5 separate regions of the Homo sapiens genome follow, and regions 1, 2, 4 and 5 are each linked to region 3. The links are chromatin contacts, found by Hi-C or POLR2A ChIA-PET in ENCODE. All regions are on one chromosome and are shown on one strand. Each heading gives the region's core, a stretch centred on a gene start or an enhancer-like site at or near the end of the contact. The rest is flanking DNA. Distances are from core to core; before and after follow the strand shown.

Region 1 (3,397 bases), core at 536-3,035, 1.0 Mb after region 3:
CCTTGGGCCACACTGGAAGAAGAAGAATTGTCTTGGGCCACACATAAAATACACTAACAATAGCTGATGAGCTTTAAAAAAAATCGCAAAAAACCTCACAATGTTTCAATAAAGTTTACGAATTTGTGTTGGGCTGCATTCAAAGCCATCCTAAGCCATGAGCCACATGTGGCCTGTGGGCCGCAGCTGGACAAACTGCTGGTAAATCAAAGCTCCTTAACATGCTAAGGAAGGTCTTTCAAGATCTGGTTTCCACCTATCTGTCATTCATTCATTATTTATTTCCCCCTGTTATATGCCAGGCACTTGTGATGGGCATGGAACAAGAGGGACATGGTTCTTGCACTTATGGAATATATACTATTGTAAGGAAAAATTAGATTGATAAATTATCTGTGACAAACAGTGAAAGAAGGCAGGGCAGTGGGTATGAGAGCATACTCAGTTTGTAGGAGTCAGACACGGGTCCACCATTCACCAACTTGCCCAAGCCAGAAAGCAGGAGGTTGTCCTTGAATCCTTACTTCCCACGTCCAAATACTACGAGTCTCATATATGCTATTTCTTAAGTATCTCTCAAATTTATTCTCCTAATTCCACTGCCAGATGTAATCCAAGTCATTATCATCTCCTACCTGTGCAACTACAACAGACTCCTAAAAGCTCTATCTTCCTCAGGCATTCTGGCTCCTTCCAATCCATTCTCCTTATGGCAGCCAGAGGGATCTTCTAAAAACAAAATTCTAGTCATACTAGTCCTCTGCCTAAAACCCCTTAAAGGTTTCCCATTACCCTCAAGAAATAGTCTGAAATCCTTACCATAATTTACAAGGCAATATAATATAATGGTAATTTTTACAAATTGGGACTCTGGAGTGGAGAAACATGAGTCCAAAACCAGACTCCAGAACCTACCTGCAAGGTGACTTTGGGCAAGCTGCTTAACAACTCCAAACCTCAATTCTCTCATCTCACCTGCAAAATACAGTTACAGAATCTTCTCTATTTATTTATTCTGAGGATTAAATTATATTACAAGTACAACAGAGGGGGCCCACTCTTCCCCTCTTTTTCAGTGCTCCCCTTAGAGCTGTGGTTAGGAGTATTTACTCTGTAAACAGCCTGACCCTTTGGTACCTGTTTCCTCTTTTATAAATTGGAGATAGCAGCAACCCACCTCATAAGATAGCTGATTAAATTATGTAAAATGTCTAGAAGAGTGCCTGGCACATAGTAAACGCAACGTGTTTGCTACAATTCCATTCGCTTTCATTTCTTCCAACGTGCATCCTCTTTACTGCTTCTGCTCCGTCTACTCATCCTTCAGCACTGGGTTCAAATACCACCTCCTCGTGGGTGTTGGGGGGGTTCTCAACCCCAGCCCTGCTGCCCGACCTCCCAGGCCCGCTAGTTGATGAGGCAGCAACTTCAACCCTACCACATACAAATTCTAGCTGTCTACCGCGTATCCCTACAGTAACAACTTCAGCCTCTGCACACCTTTCCCAAAGAACCTCCCTACGGCAGTTTTTAAAGGACTCTCAGGCGGCACACCCTCGCGAGCGTCCCAGCATTTTACCTTAACAGTGACACCCCACAGCATGTGAAGCCCACCGGAAGTGAGCTGGCTGGGGGCGTTCCCTCACAACCACCCACCTCCTACGCCCTTGGCGCCTTCCGGCCTCTTAGGCTAGGTCAGAAAGGAGGCGGAACTCGGTGATCTGACTGGCGGTTTCCCGGCCGGACTGAGAAGGGGAGCGCGCTGCGCGTCGCAGGAGTAACCTACTTGGTCTCCTGCTTTCGCGACATGGCCTTCAATTTTGGGGCTCCCTCGGGCACCTCCGGTACCGCTGCAGCCACCGCGGCCCCCGCGGGTGAGTGATCCCCCTAGACCTTCACCCGGGAAGAAGGGGAAGGGTCTGGTCCGCCCCCTCTGTCCGAGACTCTCCGACCTGGGGATCCTGGAATCTCCCGCCGACGCGGAGACTTTAGAGGCATTGGAAAAGGGCGGGCGGCGGCAGAGTGGGCCGAGGCGGCACCCGAGGAGGCCACGGGGGTACTCGGGGTCCCACTAGAAGCTCGCTTGCCGCGCGTGAGTTTCCACAGGGCCCTGGCTTGAGCGGTTCGCTTCCCGCTGCCGGGGAGTCCTACTCAGAGAAATTGGAGGTTGCTTCCCTCTCCCCTTGCCCGAGAACCTCCCTCCCCTCTGCACCTCAGCCTCCTGGATGGGCGGGAACGCTTGCGTGGTTCCCGCTGCCGGACTCGGCGAGGATAGGGCTGGGGATCCACCGGCACTGCCCATTGACTCCCTTAGTTCCACCCCCGGCCCCCTGTGGTCCTCGCTGTGGGGTTTATCCGTCATGCTTCTTCCATCTGCCCCACCCCACCCCCACTCTGCTTTCTTAAACTGTTTGGAGCAAAACCAGGTTTGTTCACTTCTGTGAAACCTCCTGCTGATTCTTCTAATCCTTATCTTGCTTTCTTTTCTTTTTCCCTCTCCCCCTTTTTAAAATTTTGTTTCTTTGCCTACACGCCTATCAGGATTTGGTGGGCTTGAGACTGCCAACTCCACCGCCAGTGGGTTTAATTTTGGGGGTTTCGGATTAACTGCTAATCCTGCAGTGAACTTTAATATTGGGAATTTCGGTGTTTCTACTACCTCGGCGACTCCGTTCAATTTTGGTAACAGTCTGGCAAGTGCAGGTAGATACTGCGGGTTGTATGTGTAACCAGTGTTGGGAGCTGGAGTCCAAGAATATTGTGGTTCCTGGAGTTTGGGAAAGAACAGTTACTTGTCTAATAGGGAAAGGAAATTTATTTCCTTATCTCGAATCAAAAACATCTGTATCAAGTTTTTACTGCCTTAAAAGATGTGGTTTAGGAAAGTTTTGCAAGTTACAGTGTTCCTTTATTAAATGTGCACTTATCTTCCAAATGATAAGCATTTGGATTATAATTTTGAATAGATCTTTAAAATTATTAGGTAGGACTTCCAAAGTATAAACTCACCACCAGTCAAGCCCATCCTGGGATTCTTGGACTCCTGCAGTCATTTTTCATTTTTTCTGCATCTTTCATTGAGATTTCATTTTATTGTCCTTGTGTTTCCAAAGAGAAACAAGTCTTATACGAACAGCAGTAACCTGTTTTGTTTTTTAACTTGTGTTATAATGATAATAATGTATTTCTTTGGTCAACTCAGCAGATTAGGATACTATAAGATGTGTAATTTCTATAAGATTTGTAATTATAGAAAGAATCCCCAGTTCTTTGCTGGAATTTTGGGAAATGCTCAAAGAGAGCAGTTTAGTTTTATGTGATATAGCATCGAATTCTAAAAGGTAAGCTAGACGTCTTTGCATTCAAAAAGATAATTATGAAGATTTTCATATGCACG
Region 2 (3,620 bases), core at 713-3,212, 1.6 Mb before region 3:
TGGCTTGCTTAGGGTAGTGATAAGATATGCTTAGGGTAGTGAGTAATACAAGTTACAAATTCAAAATCTAATTTGTGAAATGTCAGTATTTTTTTTCTATTAAATAAAAGACCCATCTGGGATTTAGTGGAATGAGTGAGTGTAACACTACTCAAGCTACATTTCAATTAGTTACTAAAACAATTCAAAGACAGAATATGGCATTTGAGTGAAGAGCCATGTGCTTTTAAAACCTACAACACAATCTAAACCAATAATTGAAATTCATGTGTAATAAAGAGCTAGAAAACTTTATAGTATAGTAAATCTTTTATAAAGACCACTCACCACATATTCATTCTTCTGAAAAACTAAGGATCCTCCTTCTCCCACCTCTCCAAGTTTCGGCTAAGATCATTATTCTGAGCAATGGTTCACGAAACAATGATATGTACACTTGAATAATTCACGATTTCTTTCTCTTTCAAATATTTTATACAAAAATCTTCAGGTTTTTTCCCTTGTGCTAATTTACTGTTGTGTATAGCATTTCAAAAAATACAAGCGGAATCTCAGTCTACTGTTTTCAAACCACATCAACGTCTAACGCTCGGAGAACTGAATCCACTCTTCGATTTTTTTTATCTTAACCATAGAACTTAAAAGGGCCATTTATCAACAAAAAGTATTTCTTTTAAAGTGTTTATTTTGTAGTATCATTTTGCAACTAAAAACTCAAAGGCCAATGAAGCATGCAGCACACAGGGCAAGTATTTTCTACAAGGCAATTATGCCAGAAATACAAAACTAAATTCTAAGTTCTTCTTTTAAAATGGAGTAAACTTTTTTTGTAAGTAGACTTCTACCTGCCGTCATAACCTGTTCCAGATCATGAAGGACCGACCACAAAACCTCGTTAAGTGAAAGTTAACCTGCTTTTATATCACCTTTTAAACTACTATCAAAGAGACATACTGGGAGGGCATGAATAGCACCTTGTCCAACAGAGAAGATTCTAAATAACAAAGATAAATGGGCTCCAAGTTTACCTGCTCCTCAGTGCAACCTACTAACTGAATTTAGAGCAAAGGATCACCTCCAACACGCACACATGCACACAAATACATTGTTTTTCAACAGATGACTGAGCTGCAGCAAAGCCCAGCTTGACACCAGGGGCTGCAGGGTCCTATGCCCTGCAGCGCGGGTGGAGGCTTAGATGAAAAGGCCAACGCATGACACCCGTCTGAGCCACAGCTGGCAGAACGGAGCTTCAACCCTGTTCGATCTGACCCTCTAATGAGTCACTGGCCCAATCGTAACACCAACCCACTTCCTAGCCCGTCTACTACCTATTTTCTCGCGTCAAAAAGCACAGAAAATGATTTAAACTAGGCATGAGAGAACTGTGCACCGGCCGGGGCAGCCAGCGGCAAGAAAAGCCAGCTTAAGAGAGAAAGCCCGAGCCACTCTTTAGGAGCCCCCGCTGGCCCGGCAGCAGAGGAAGAATGGGGTATAAGAGTCAGTCCGGAGGGCGAGGACCCGGAGAAGCCGCCGCCACACCCCAACCCTCCCTCACCTGCCTGTCCGAGCCTCCCCGGGCGCCCGTACCTTCGGCCAGCGACTCTTCCAGGGTGACCTGGTGGCGGCCGACCGCGAACACCCGGACCCCCACGGACGAGCCGCCGGAGCCGCAGCCGGCCCCGGCCCCGGCCCCGCCAGCCCCGCCACCCGCCGCTCCGCCGCCGCTGCCGCCCTCCGACTTGGGCATCCGAGAGAACTTCTTCATGGTCCCGCCGGCGAGCTGGAGGGCGCAGGGAGCGTGCAAGGGCAAGTCCCCGGCCCGGCGCGCAGCCGGGCGTCCGCGAGGGGTCGCCGCCCCTGGCCCGTCCGAGCGTGCTGCGGCCCGCCAAGCCTCACATTCCGCGCTCCCCAAGCGCACAGCCTGGGCCCCGCCGCCCGCTCCGCGGCTCCGCTGCAGCTGCCCGGCTCCCGCAGAGGGCGGTGGGGAGGGCGGGGACGGGGCGGGGCGCGAGGGGGCGGGTCCGAATCCAGGGGCGACGCCGCCGCCTCCGCCAGTGCCCCGGGCGTCCCGCCGCCTCACTAAGCGCCTGGAGCGCGAGCCGGGGTAGAGGAAGAGAGCGAAAGAGGCTGGGCGGCCGGCCCCTCCAGGGAGTGGGCTAGACGTCTCAGGCCACAAACCCGCAGGACCGCAGCCCGTCGCGCCGCCGCCGCCCCGGCCGAACCCGCGCCGCCCGCCACTCGTGGCCGTTGGCGGGGGGGGGGGGGGGGCGCTGCTGCCAACCGCTCACTGAGGCCGGGCGACCCGCGCAGGCGCGCTGCCCGCGCCGCCGGAAGTGACGGTTCCGGCTCTTGTCACGTGGAGGGGGACCAAGGGAGGTGATTGTGGGGGTTGGGGACTAGGGCAAAGTCGGGGGTCCCGGGTCCGGGGTTGCGCCGGGAGGGTACTGGCCAGGCCCGACTTCAAGCAGGGAGGTGGCCCGGGACTGGCTCCCGCGCTGGTCACGCACCGGGGTCCGTCATCTCGACCGGGAGTCGCTGTGCCACTCTAGGGGCTTAAAAATGCCGCCAACAACTTTACCCCTGCTGAGGAACTTCTCGCTTCGTTTCTTAGCCAGTTTTCCAGGCCTTCTCCCTTGAGAGTCTCCTTCCGCTCGCCCACCCTGAGCGTAGGAGGTGGGAGCAGGACGGAACTGGAGTGGATTCCAGTAACTGGACTTCTAAACCGGCTCGGTGTCGTCGCGCTCTGTAGCGGACGCTTGTGCTGGGAAGCGTTTTGCAGTTTATAAATTACTTAGGAGTACTTTAAACATCTCACGCCTGCTGTACCACAGCCATGTGGGGGTATTCAGAACAGGTATTAAGGTCGTTTTGCAGACCATTCATCACTCTTGGCTAAAAGAACTTAACGGAGTCGCCCAAGGTCACACAGCTGGCTCGTGGTAATTGGGGACCATTCTTTGATTCATAATTTTGTGCTTTTGGCCACCCTGAAAAAGTAAGGTCAGATCGTTGAAAAACGGGCAGATTTAAGGCTGTTTGGAAGCAAAAGCGACCACTGCGTTCCCCTCAAATCAAAGAGATTTGCACCCCCTACCAAAAAAAAAAAAAAAAAAAAAAGCCCTGTTGTATCAATTTCATAAACTGCAGGAGTCTCCCGACTGCAGGGTGAAGCAACAAAATAAATATGGGTGTAAAACATTCAGGAGTGGTAGGGAATGGCAAACTGTAGAGCCTGTGTAAAGAGAGCAGCCAATTCTCAGCTCCAGCCTACTTTTCCACAAAAGAAGATAGGCACACACACTGTGCCCAGAGGTTCCAGTTTCTTAAGAGAACCAAAAACCTGGAACTGTTTTCTAATGTGGCATTTCCCTAATTTTTAAAATATAGATCAAATAAATTGTATCTGCAGGACTCCAGTATGCACCTTCTATGAAAGTAGATGAATGTGGTTCTATCCCCACCCCTATTTCTTTATTCTTTTTAATGAGATAACGGGTAGAAACATTAGAAAATGTGCTTAGACAAAAACTTTGAACTTAAAATCCTTGTTCTTTCTTCCCTGCTATTTGAAGAGAAGCTATTTCTGCCAACACTAAAATAGTGCTCTGGATTTAGGC
Region 3 (3,423 bases), core at 339-2,838:
ACTCCAGAAAGAACAACTTTTAAGAAATTTTGCAGGCTTTAGTCATGATTCAACGGGGGCGGGGGGGTTACCTCCTCCAAGCCCCATCAGCTGCTTGAGCAAGTTATCTTTTCTGCCAACTTACCTCCGGGGTAGCCTCAATCAAACTCAGCCCTTTTTCTCGAGGTTGGAATCTCTCTTCTTGTTCCAGGTAGACGTTCAACAACCCGAGAAGTTGGACCCCTTCATGACCTGCCAAGTGCTCTGCCCCCAAATCCTTCATCTGCAGTAAAGACACCACACAGAGAATGTAATCTGGGGGTAAGAGGGGTGGGGAAGCGGGAGAAAGGGCTGAGGCCAGTACCTCCAGCAAGGGTCGCCCCAGCACACCCCGACAAGGAGCGGGTGAAGGGACCAGTCACGTCCGCCAGAGCCCCAGGGCAATCCCCACCACGGCCAGGGAGGTGTGGCAGGGGGAGGAGCCGTGGTCAGGTCCGCCGGCCAGCGCTGGGTAAGACCGGCCAGCCCTGGCCTCTTGGCGTTTCACAAACAGGAAACTGTCCGCGGGCGCCGGCGTCCCCTCGGTCTGCCCCACCTGAAGTCGCGCCAGGGAGGGCCTTCTGCCCAGGGGACTGCAGTGTGGCGAGCGACTGCAGCGGGTCCCGGGGATGGGGTGTTGCACAATAGGGGGGAGGGGAGGGAGAGTCTCGCGACTGAACAAAGAAGCGGAGGGAGGAGACTCCCGAGCCCCGCCCGCCCGGGGCGCCCAGCTGCAGAAGCCCCTCTCGGAGAGTCCCGCCCCCAGCTTTTCCCGTCCGCTGCTGCAGCGCCGATTCCGGACTTACCCGAGAGGCGGATACCCCCGTCCCAGGAGCCCTGGGGTGGCGCGGCACACCCGGCTACGGTCCGGGGAGAGAAGTCCAGTCCAGCCCGCCCGCCCCGCGCCCGTAGGGACAACACCCGTCCACCCACTGATGCCGGGGCCCCACAACTCTGCAGAGCCCCGGGGCTGTCAATTCGAGAAGCACCACGCCAGCAAGTCCCCGTGACAACACGAGCGGGGGCGGGGGGCACCGAGGCGGAGACTGCCCTTAACCTAGTCGCAACCTCCTTCCACCCCACGAGCATCTATCTGTCCATCGCGGGCGCCAGCTCCCCCCGGGGCTGGGGCTGAGGGCAGCACCCTGGTCGCTCCAGCGGATGAGGAGCAGGCAGCACCGAGGCACTCGCATGGTACCAACCTCCTCAAAGCCCACAGTCCCCACCACGAACAAAGAAACCCACGGCGGCCCTGGGCGGGTCCACTCACCGTGCCGGAGACGCGCCTCCACCCGCCCGCGGCCTCGCGGTCCGCACGGACTGGGCGCAGCGGGGGCTTCCAAACCTGTCTCGCAGGTCGGGGACCCACCGCCTCAGCGGTGCCCCCGGTCCGGCATCCGACCCTTCCTCCCAGGCACCGCCGCCTCGGCCTCACAGCCCCGGCTCCATCCCGCTCCCCGCGCGCCCACCCTCCGCCGCGGCGCAACGCCGGCCGCGGAAGACCAGCCCACCGCCGCACCCCCGCCGCCTCAGCGGAAACCTCCCCGAGCCCCTTGTTTTTGTTAAGAGTTTCGACGCCCCCAAGGGGGCGGGGCACGTGACTCCCCGCGGAGGGATCCTGCACTTCCTCCACGGACTTTAAAAAAGAGTCCCGCCCCTAAGCTGCCGTCTCGAGCCTCTCTCGCGGCCTCCCTAGCTCTCCTTGGCTTTGCCGAGCCAGTCCTCCCGCCTGGCGCTAGGGCGGAGAGCGGAATCTGGGCGTCGGGCTTATTCCGCGATTGATCTGCGTTGGGGAACGGGGGAAGACAGAGGGGCGGAAGGAGATCGTTTCTGGTCTCATTACGCCTTTTAAAGGTCCCCGATTTGTTTTGTTTTCGCTGTTTTGAAAAGTCCGCCCAAAGTAGCCGGCTCTCTGATTGGATGCGGGTGGGGCGATGGGCATGCTGAGGACCTGATTCACCCTCGAATCTGGATTGGCTAACTTATCAGTCTTGGAGCCCTCTGATTGGCTTTCTCCGTAGCCTGAGCCTCTCTCTGCCTTGGGGCCTTAGCAACTCCAGGGTCTGGATTGCGCATGCCTGGGTGTGCAGCGGAGAAGGTATTCAGTTACCTGCCCTGCGGGGCTGTGCCTTCTCGCCTGGCTGCCTCCGCCTTTCTTGGGGGAATGTCACGCTCGCGGCGCTTCTCCTAACAGCTAACCTTTGTGACAGCCTTTTCAGCCACGGGAGAGTTTTCTACATTCCTTCTTTATTTTGTCTTGGCGTTCCATTTTGCAATAACCCACCAAATTATTATAACATTGTCGGGGCGTTTACTAAAATATTCAATAAATGCTACAAGTTTGGGTATTTGCTTTAAAATTTTACAGTCCAAGAGAAAAAAAAATGGAGAAGAGAGGTGAAATAAGATAGGCAAAAAGTTGAGGGTCGAAGCTGGGTGATGGGTACTCGAGGCTGCATTACAGTATTCTTTCTAGTTCTGTGTCTTGGAATTTTTCCATAATTTAAAAAAATTCAGGAGGGACTGAAGGAGGGGCTTTTCAATAAAAACTTAGCACGCTGATGAGGGTACGTAAACATCTAATAATTACGGCGTACCTCCAGAGGTTGTAGTGCTGTTGTTTTAATGAAGACTCCCAGAGCTTCTTGGTCCTTGGTAACCCATAAATTATCATTTATTGTTCATTATAATTAGCGTTGTTATTATAGGCGACACGTCTCCCAGGACGGGACAAAAAGCAAACAAACCAGGTGCCTTAGGCCAGAGACACTTTCACACGGAATATCAATGGGGCATGTGGTTGACTGCCCTGGAACATTTATTTGTTTACTCTCTCCCTCCTAAATTAGAAAATACCATATTCGTGAGTTCTAATCTACATAATCAGATAGTCCCTGGGAAGAGATTTCTCCTTTCTGTTCTTCTATGTGTTTTCTGTGAATTATTTTGTTACTTGTGAAATATGGGAAGGCACACAACATAGCTTTGGCAGCGCTCTTCTTTGCGGAGCAGCTAAGGAATTTTAAAACTAGGTCCCTTTGCATATTAGCTCGGACTAAACACAGGCATCTGTTTGGAGCACAGAGCAACTGGGGGAAGGCAGCCCAAAAAGCTAACACTTATTTCAGAGAGGTGTGAGCTTGGTGAGGGTTTTGGAAAATAAGATAAAATTAGCACACCAGTTTTAAATGATTTACAGGCTACATAATTTTATCCAATGCTTGTTTTATCTTTTAAACATTAAGTGATAACTTTTATTTGACATAATCATCTTGCTGGAAATCTATGCTGATAAACATAATAGGAGCATGAAACTAACTTAGAGACTAGAGCTAAGATTAAAATTACAGAGATGACAGCTCATTGTACAGAGCATCAATAGGCTGAGTGGACAGGGCCCACAGA
Region 4 (3,866 bases), core at 716-3,215, 1.8 Mb before region 3:
TTTCTTCCTTTTCCTGTTCTTCCCAAGTGGGTCTTACAACCTAGAATTTCTCTCCCTAAAGGAAGCCATAAAACCTAGTAAGGGGCCGGGCGTGGTGGCTCACGCCTGTAATCTCAGCACTTTGGGAGGCTGAGGCAGGCATATTGTTTGAGGTCAGGAGTTCAAGGGCAGCCTGTCCAACATGGTGAAACCCCATCTCTACGAAAAGTACAAAAATTAGCCGGGCATGGTGGTGGGTGCCTGTAGTCCCAGCTACTCGGGAGGATGAGGCAGGAGAATTGCTTGTACCCGGGAGGTGGAGATTGCGTGACCCGAGATTGTGCCACTGCACTCCAGCCTGGGCTTCAGAGTGAGACTCTGTCTTCCCCCAACAACAACAACAACAAAAAATCTAGTAAGGTTACTTTCTGACTGTCCCTGCCTTTCCGTGGTCACAAAGGAGTTCTGACTTACCTCACCTGAAACTAGGTCATAAAACCCTCATTCTAGAGAGTTCCTGCCCCATACTCTGAGGCCAAGAATTTGAATGAACTGGCCTTGCTAGCTAGGATCCCCCCTCAGTTTATTATCATTAGATGATGCCCCCTTTCAATCATGTTTCTCCACAACTATCCACTCCTTTCATCAGACTTAGCATAAAAAGCCCATTTTTTCCTGGGTCTTTGTGTCTTCATTTCTGAAGACTCCTCTGTCACATAAAACTGTGTTAAATGAATTTATTATCCCTTTTCTTGTTAATTTTTATTATTTATTTTTTGAGACAAAGTCTCGCTTTGTCACCCAGACTGGAGTGCAGTGGCACAAACATGGCTCACTGCAGCCTCGACCTCCCAGGCTCAAGCAACCCTCTCACTTCAGCCCAGAATAGTTTGGGACTACAGGCGCCCATCACCACACCCGACTAATTTTTGTTTTTTGTTTGTTTGGTTGGTTTTTTTTGTAGCGACAGCGTCTCACTATGTTACCCAGGCTGGTCTCCAACTCCTGGGCATAAGCAATCCGCCTGCCTCGGCCTTCCAAAATGTTGGGATTACAGGCATGAGCCACCTGCGCCTGGCTTCTCTTAATTTTTTTCATAGGAATGTCAGCTGTGAACCTTGTGATAAGTGAGGACAAGATATTTTTCTTGCCCTTACAATGCCAAACAATGGACTAAGCGTTCTATTATACACATACGGTACTCAAACTGATGTTTTGCCCTGTTGCCATTATAAGTAAACACTTGCATTACAGTAAATAGCCAGAAACAAAGCTGCAACACTTCCTGTAAACGCTACTATAGCCGCACTCCACAGGATTTTTTAATATGTTCTATATTATTCAGTTAAGTAGATATTCTCATTTCCATTGTGATTTCTTCATCAGCCCTTGAAATATTTGGTGTATTGCTCCTATTCCAGACGTGGAGACTTTTAGTTTTCTTGTTACTCTAGTTTAATTCTACTGTGATCAGAGAACATAACGCTGAAAGGGGTCGGAGTTTTGAATGCACGGGGGCTTTCCTTTATGGCTCAGGATGTGCTCGATGCTGGTGTATGTTCCACGTGCATCAGGTTTCCTCTCTTTCCAATTATCGTGCTAAGAGCTGACTTCAGCTTAGAAATCCTCAAAGTCCCTTCTGACACTAAGTGTGTGTAATTCCAAGCATAAACTAAACGGTAATTACCTCGAACTTTTCTTCCTGTTAACTCTTTTCCTCTTGATTTTTCAAAATGCAGCAACTATTACTTCTAATAAAAAAACAGAAAAAGAAAAAAAATCCACTTGTATTCGCCTGTAGCTCTGTGCTTTCGGCTCTTCTCATATGCAAACGAAGACCCCAGGCGCCGCCAAAACACAGCGTGAGAGACGCCCGGGAGCCCGGGCCGCCGCCAGCGCACGCTCGAGCACACCCGGGCGCGCCCCAGCACCCTGCCCCTCCCAGCTAGGGCTGAGGGGCGGGGCCGCCGCGGCGCGCTGACGTCAGAGGAGGCTGCGACGCTGCCGGGTCCGCCGCGGCGCTGGCGGCAGTGGCCGGTGTGAGCGCAGAGCCGGGCCCTGGGCAGCAGCGGCAGCGCGGTAGGACCTCGCGCAGCGTCCGCGGGCTCCGGGGCGGGGGCGCCAGCGGCGAAGCCCCCTCCCCGGGGAGGCGGGACCTGGGGGAGCTCCCGAGCCGGGGAGCGGCGGCGGCCGGGAACGATGCATCAGAAGCTGCTGAAGAGCGCGCATTACATCGAGCTGGGCAGCTACCAGTACTGGCCGGTCCTGGTGCCCCGTGGCATCCGCCTGTACACCTACGAGCAGATCCCCGGGTCCCTCAAGGACAACCCGTACATCACCGACGGCTACCGGGCCTACCTGCCGTCCAGGCTGTGTATCAAAAGGTACGGTCTGGCTGCCTCCGCCTGGAGTGCCCCCTTCTCTCACCTACACCCTTTTTGTCTGGTCCCCCTTCTGCTTTCCCCGCCTTTCTGCTTGCCCATCATTTCCTCGCCGCCCCATCCTTTTCATCCCTTTTTGCCGCCTCTCCTCCCCCGTTATCTCCCCTTACCTGGCCGGGGTACTTGGTCCACGGAATAATCATGATAGTAACAGTGATCATAATTACAGCTCTCCTATGACGCTTTGCTCTTTACAAAGGGCTTTTACATCCTTTATTCGGTTTGTTCGGCTCATTGAGATATATATTGAAATGGGGCTGAGCCATATTTGCCCGGTGTATACCTTTCTTTTTAGAGCAACACTGTGGGAATTCAGTAGCTTTGGGCCAGATAAGTGCCTGTATAATAGGAAACAAGTTAACATATACACCCGAGATTTATTCATTTGGCAAATACTTATGGAGCCCATGCAGAAAAAAAAGCAAACATGGCCCTTGTTTTCATGAAGCTACTAAGGTGTAGCCTGGGTAACAGACATTAAATAGATAATTACACAATTACATAATAACCATTGTGGAAAAAATGCTGTGTAGGAAAAGTACTGTGGTAAAGAGAGCTCATAACGGGCACCCAGTCTCCACTAGAGCACCACAGAAGCATCTCTAAGAAAGAAATTTCTTTATCATTTTAAACCTTTAAAACCACAGTCCCTTGAAAATCCGTGTTTTAAAAAAACAAAACTGAAAAATAACTATTCTAGTTCTTGGAGTAACTGTCCAAACTTACTACCTGTACTAAAATACAGGACCTCTGCTTCAGGAGAATTAAGATACAGGTGTTGGTTAGCTCCAGGTCGCTGTAGTGGCAAACCCTAGTGCCAGAATGTGGGCTGTTGAATTGCTCAAGCGGCAACCACATGTCTGATTCTTGATTTTTCCAGCATTGTCTTTTCCTGCCCTTCTTTCCTTTTGTCCTGCCATGAAAGTGTTTCTGTGACTCATGGTCACAAGGTGACATCACTGCCCATCCCTACTTGGCTTGAATGGATGGCCCTTAGGATTCACAACTTGAAGCGTAATTACCGTTTTCCTCCCCAGTGCCTCCTGTGCATGAGTAAATTACACAGCTGAGTTCTGCTGTGGATCTGGAGTTCCACAAGAATAGGGCAAGCAGTGAATTGCCTTAAATATTTTCTACTCAACTAGCAGTGGTCTTCTGCGTTCTGATGTTAGGGTCCAAATCTCATGGAGTGGAAAATTAAGTATAGAGCATTAGCTCTTGAGCTATTGAGTCAAAGACTTTAGTATCCAAATCTGCCACTTAACAGCTCTGAGACCTGGAGCAAAATGTAACCTCACTGAGCCTCATTATACCCACATATAAAAATGAGGGTAATCACAGTATCTGCTTCCAGAGGTAAAAAAAGATTCAGTAAGATTCTGTGTGTGAAATGCTATACATGGCCTGGAACCTAATAAGCCGTCAATAAATGGTGATTGTTGTCAT
Region 5 (3,720 bases), core at 1,145-3,644, 1.2 Mb after region 3:
GGAGTACAGTGGTGCGATCTGGGCTCACTGCAACCTCCATCTCCTGGGTTCAAGCAATTCTCCTGCCTCAGCCTCCCGAGTAGCTAGGATTACAGGCACCCGCCACCACGCCCAGCTAATTTTTATATTTTTAGTAGAGACGGAGTTTCACCATGTTGGTCAGGCTGGTCTCAAACTCCTGACCTCCAGTGATCTGCCCGCCTCGGCCTCCCAAAGTGCTGGGATTACAGATGTGAGACACCATGCCCGGCCTGCTTCACAGTTTCTATGGGTTAGGAATTTGGGGGTGGCTTAGCTGAGGCAGGAAGGTCCACTTCCACCATGGCTCACTCAGATGACTTGACAAGAAGCCTCAGTTCCTCTCTGGCTCTTGGTAGAAGCTCAGTTCCTCAACAAAGGGACTTTCTTTTTTCTTTTTTTTCAATTTTATTTACTTCTTTTTTGGAGACAGGGTCTCACTTTGTCATTTAGGCTGGAGTACAGTGGCGTGATCATAGTTCACTGCAGCCTCAAATTCCTGGGCTCAAGTAATCCTCCTACCTCAGCCTACCAAGTAGCTGGGACTAAAGATACATGCCCCCATGCCCGGCTAATTTATTTTTATTTGTTTGTAGAGATGGGGTCTCACTGTTGCCCAGGCTGGTCTCCAATTCCTGGGCTCAAGCAGTCCTCCTGCCTGACTCTCCAAGTGCTGAGATTTGTGTCCAGCCACAAAGGGACATTTTCATAGGGCTTCCTCAGGACATGACAATGGGCTTCCTATAGTGAGCAATTCAAGAGAGCAAGGAGAAACCCACAGTGTCTTTTGTGACCTAGTCTTGGAAGTCAACCACCAGCAATTCTGATTCTATTCATTAAACCAAGTGACCTCAGATGATCAGCCAGCCAACGTGCTGGGATGACAGGCGTGAACCACCATGTCTGGCAAGAAATTTTGTAATTCCTTTAAGTGTTATCCTTAAAAACAAGTGATTGATTATAAAAGTTGTATTTCTTCATCCTAAAATTGGTAAAAAATAAAAAAAAAATGTGTTTAGTTTCTACTATGCATTTAGTTTTTTTTTTTTTTTTTTTTTTTTTTTTTTTTTTTTTTTTTTTTTTTGAGACAAAGTTTTGCTCTTGTCACTCAGGCTAGAGTGCATTGGCACAATCTCGGCTCACTGCAACCTCTGCCTCCCAGGTTCAAGAGGTTCTCCTGTTCAGCCTCCCAAGTAGCTGGGATTACACCACCACGCCCGGCTAATTTTTGTATTTTTAGTAGAGACAGGGTTTCACCATGTTGGCCAGGCTGGTCTCAAACTTCTGACCTCAGGTGATCCACCCGCCTCAGCCCCCCAAACTGCTGGGATTACAAGCCTAAGCCACCATGCCCGGCCCTTTCATTTAGTTTCTACTATTCATGTACACATGTACCCTGTTTTACCCACAGACAACTGTGCTAACCGTTAAGAATGTCCCAGCCTTACTAAGATTTTCCTAAGTTTGTCTCCCAGACATTGGGAACTCAAAGGTGAAGAAACTTAGGTGTGAAGGTGGATTGTGGATTCAGACCTCCTTACTTGGAGGCCAGTGCAGAGACACACCAGCAGAGTAACCTCGGGTACATGGCTTCACCTCTCCAAGCCTCACACTCCTCATCAGTAAAGCGAGGATTAGTGGAACCTACCTGTTGGCTTGTTTTGATGATTAAATGAGATAATGTCCGCGAAAAATATTTAGCAGATAAATGTTCACTAAATTTTGAGCTTTAAAAAAATGTTTTACCAGCCAGGCGCGGTGGCTCACGCCTGTAATCCCAGCACTTTGGGAGGCTGAGGCCGGTGGATCACCTTAGGTCAGGAATTCGAGACTAGTCTGGCCAACATGGTGAAACCCTGTCCCTACCAAAAATACAAAAATTAGCCAGGTATGGTGGTGGACGCCTGTAATCCCAGCTACTTGAGAGGCTGAGGCAGGAGAATCGCTTGAACCCAGGAGGCGGAGTTGGCAGTGAGCGGATATCTCGCCGCCGCACTCCAGCCTGGGCAATAGAGTGAGACTACATCTCAAACAAACAAACAAACAAGCAAACAAAGTTTAACTGAAAAGTCTTTCCTGACACCTTTTCGCTACTGAAAATCTTACAGCCCCTCCCGGCCGCAGCCTACACTCCTTCGGCCCAAGCAGGTGCGCTGGAACCGGCAGTTGGTGAGAAGCCGGCTGCCGGCAGCCCCAACCCTTAGCGGCCCCGCGGTCAGGGACCTCCAGGCCCGATGGAGAGTCGGGGCGGGCTAGTGGATGCGCGGCGGGGACGGGAGGTGTCGCCGCTCCGGCTTGCCGGTGACAGGGGCGGGCGGGTCGTGCGCGGGCCCCACCTCCAGCGATCGCAGCCCAGCCCCAGCTCCTCCTCCTCCACGGCTTACCCGGGCTCCGACAGCGGCTGCAGGTCTCCAAGTTGCGGCCGCTGGAGCCCGAGCCATGCGGACCGCGGACCGGGAGGCGCGCCCGGGGCTTCCGTCCCTGCTGCTGCTGCTGCTGGCCGGGGCCGGGCTGTCAGCCGCCTCGCCCCCAGCAGCGCCGCGCTTCAACGTGAGCCTGGACTCGGTCCCCGAGCTGCGCTGGCTGCCCGTGCTGCGGCACTACGACTTGGACTTGGTGCGCGCCGCGATGGCGCAAGTCATCGGGTGAGCTGGGGCCCTGGACGGGGTCTGCGGGGACACCGGCCCTGCGGGTCGGAGTCAAACGCGCGCTGCTCAGAGTGCTTTAAACGGGGACGCTTTACTCCCCGCCACCCTTGGAGAACTGGTTTTGGCTGCCGCCCTGAGCAGCGTCCGGGTTGGGGAGAATCCAGCGCGGCAGGTTCGGCTTTCAAGTTCGGTGTCACCCGTGGCACGCCAGTCCTTGAGCCATTCCGGGTCAGCGTGGCGCGCGAGTTGTCGCCCGGGCTGCATAGCTACCAAGGAGGGGCAACCCGCGCCTTCCTTGCGGGCCTCGCGGGCCTTCCAAGCTTGCCCCTTTGGGACCAGCCTCACTCGCCCTCCCCATTCGGAGTTTTCTTACCCGCCGCCTTCCCCCCGCCCCCTTCCCCCCACTCCCGGGAGGCTGCAGATTGAGTGACGCCGCGCCTGGGCGGTCCACTGACTGGGGAGCAGTGGCCCTGAGACCTCACGCCCTAAGGATGTAGCCCCGCTCGCAGTGCACACGCAGTCGCACGCCGCCGACCTCTGAGCGGGTCAGACGCCCTTGTGCTTTTTGTTTCTAGGGACAGAGTCCCCAAGTGGGTGCACGTGTTAATCGGAAAAGTGGTCCTGGAGCTGGAGCGCTTCCTGCCCCAGCCCTTCACCGGCGAGATCCGCGGCATGTGTGACTTCATGAACCTCAGCCTGGCGGACTGCCTTCTGGTCAACCTGGCCTACGAGTCCTCCGTGTGAGTGCCCCAAGCCCGCGCGGAGTAACGCGGGGCTTGCGGGGGCCCCCGACACAGACTAGCGGGAGGAGACATATTTTCCGTGTGATAAAAACAGGGCGGTGCCTGCTTGCCTAGAAACCTCCAGCGCTTCCTCTTTGCCTCTCTGGGTAAATCTGAGCTGCACATCGTAGGCTTCGAGAGGGAAAGCAGATTCTCCGATTCAACACTAAACTTTCCCTCTACGTGTAGCCCCGGGTTTTCTCTTCCCCAATCCAGGTAGCGTACTTTTAAAATTCTGCTCAAAGGCCGGGCGCGTTGGCTCACACCTGTAA

The links. Hi-C counts contacts between places; a loop is a spot of excess contacts on that map. ChIA-PET counts read pairs that join two places held with the same protein, here RNA polymerase II (POLR2A). Pooled maps may share reads with other maps.
Region 1: a loop to region 3 is called in a map of B cell, with 7 times the contacts of the local background. The contact joins the promoter of NUP54 here to the promoter of CCNG2 in region 3. A Hi-C loop is called at or near these places in 8 of 168 maps with a recorded cell type or tissue (B cell, CD4-positive, alpha-beta T cell, CD8-positive, alpha-beta T cell and 3 more), 11 of 37 single-sample maps with no recorded cell type and 18 of 50 pooled maps. POLR2A ChIA-PET finds 5 or more read pairs at or near these places in 1 of 52 experiments (CD4-positive, alpha-beta T cell).
Region 2: a map of CD8-positive, alpha-beta T cell shows a loop between it and region 3 (21-fold over the local background). The contact joins the promoter of BMP2K here to the promoter of CCNG2 in region 3. A Hi-C loop is called at or near these places in 6 of 168 maps with a recorded cell type or tissue (CD4-positive, alpha-beta memory T cell, CD8-positive, alpha-beta T cell, gastrocnemius medialis and 1 more), 6 of 37 single-sample maps with no recorded cell type and 14 of 50 pooled maps.
Region 4: a map of B cell shows a loop between it and region 3 (12-fold over the local background). The contact joins the promoter of PAQR3 here to the promoter of CCNG2 in region 3. A Hi-C loop is called at or near these places in 3 of 168 maps with a recorded cell type or tissue (B cell, CD8-positive, alpha-beta T cell and naive thymus-derived CD4-positive, alpha-beta T cell) and 7 of 50 pooled maps.
Region 5: a map of CD4-positive, alpha-beta T cell shows a loop between it and region 3 (6-fold over the local background). The contact joins the promoter of NAAA here to the promoter of CCNG2 in region 3. A Hi-C loop is called at or near these places in 3 of 168 maps with a recorded cell type or tissue (CD4-positive, alpha-beta T cell, CD4-positive, alpha-beta memory T cell and naive thymus-derived CD4-positive, alpha-beta T cell), 4 of 37 single-sample maps with no recorded cell type and 9 of 50 pooled maps.

Annotation. Positions count from the first base shown.
Region 1 is chr4:76,146,785-76,150,181 of GRCh38, reverse strand. NUP54 (nucleoporin 54) reads left to right here and starts at 1,785. Exons shown (of 12, transcript NM_017426.4): 1 at 1,785-1,874. The coding sequence starts at 1,808. LOC124900718 (a long non-coding RNA gene) reads right to left here and starts at 1,633. Exons shown (of 2, transcript XR_007058144.1): 1 at 1,580-1,633; 2 at 1-975. RefSeq lists an enhancer at 1,676-1,835.
Region 2 is chr4:78,774,692-78,778,311 of GRCh38, reverse strand. It overlaps BMP2K (BMP2 inducible kinase), which reads right to left and starts at 1,962. Exons shown (of 16, transcript NM_198892.2): 1 at 1,591-1,962. The coding sequence starts at 1,768. BMP2K-DT (BMP2K divergent transcript) reads left to right here and starts at 2,342. Exons shown (of 1, transcript NR_186689.1): 1 at 2,342-3,620. RefSeq lists silencers at 1,058-1,258, 1,620-2,289, 2,380-2,629 and enhancers at 833-1,463, 2,096-2,726.
Region 3 is chr4:77,155,372-77,158,794 of GRCh38, reverse strand. CCNG2 (cyclin G2) reads right to left here and starts at 1,588. Exons shown (of 8, transcript NM_004354.3): 1 at 1,289-1,588; 2 at 125-262. The coding sequence starts at 262. LOC101928864 (a long non-coding RNA gene) reads left to right here and starts at 731. Exons shown (of 2, transcript XR_244659.5): 1 at 731-3,423. RefSeq lists silencers at 1,280-1,389, 1,420-1,489, 1,910-2,029.
Region 4 is chr4:78,937,537-78,941,402 of GRCh38, reverse strand. It overlaps PAQR3 (progestin and adipoQ receptor family member 3), which reads left to right and starts at 1,965. Exons shown (of 6, transcript NM_001040202.2): 1 at 1,965-2,363. The coding sequence starts at 2,179. RefSeq lists silencers at 1,786-2,275, 2,366-2,435.
Region 5 is chr4:75,939,687-75,943,406 of GRCh38, reverse strand. NAAA (N-acylethanolamine acid amidase) reads left to right here and starts at 2,394. Exons shown (of 11, transcript NM_014435.4): 1 at 2,394-2,663; 2 at 3,242-3,406. The coding sequence starts at 2,458. RefSeq lists silencers at 2,172-2,641, 3,042-3,111.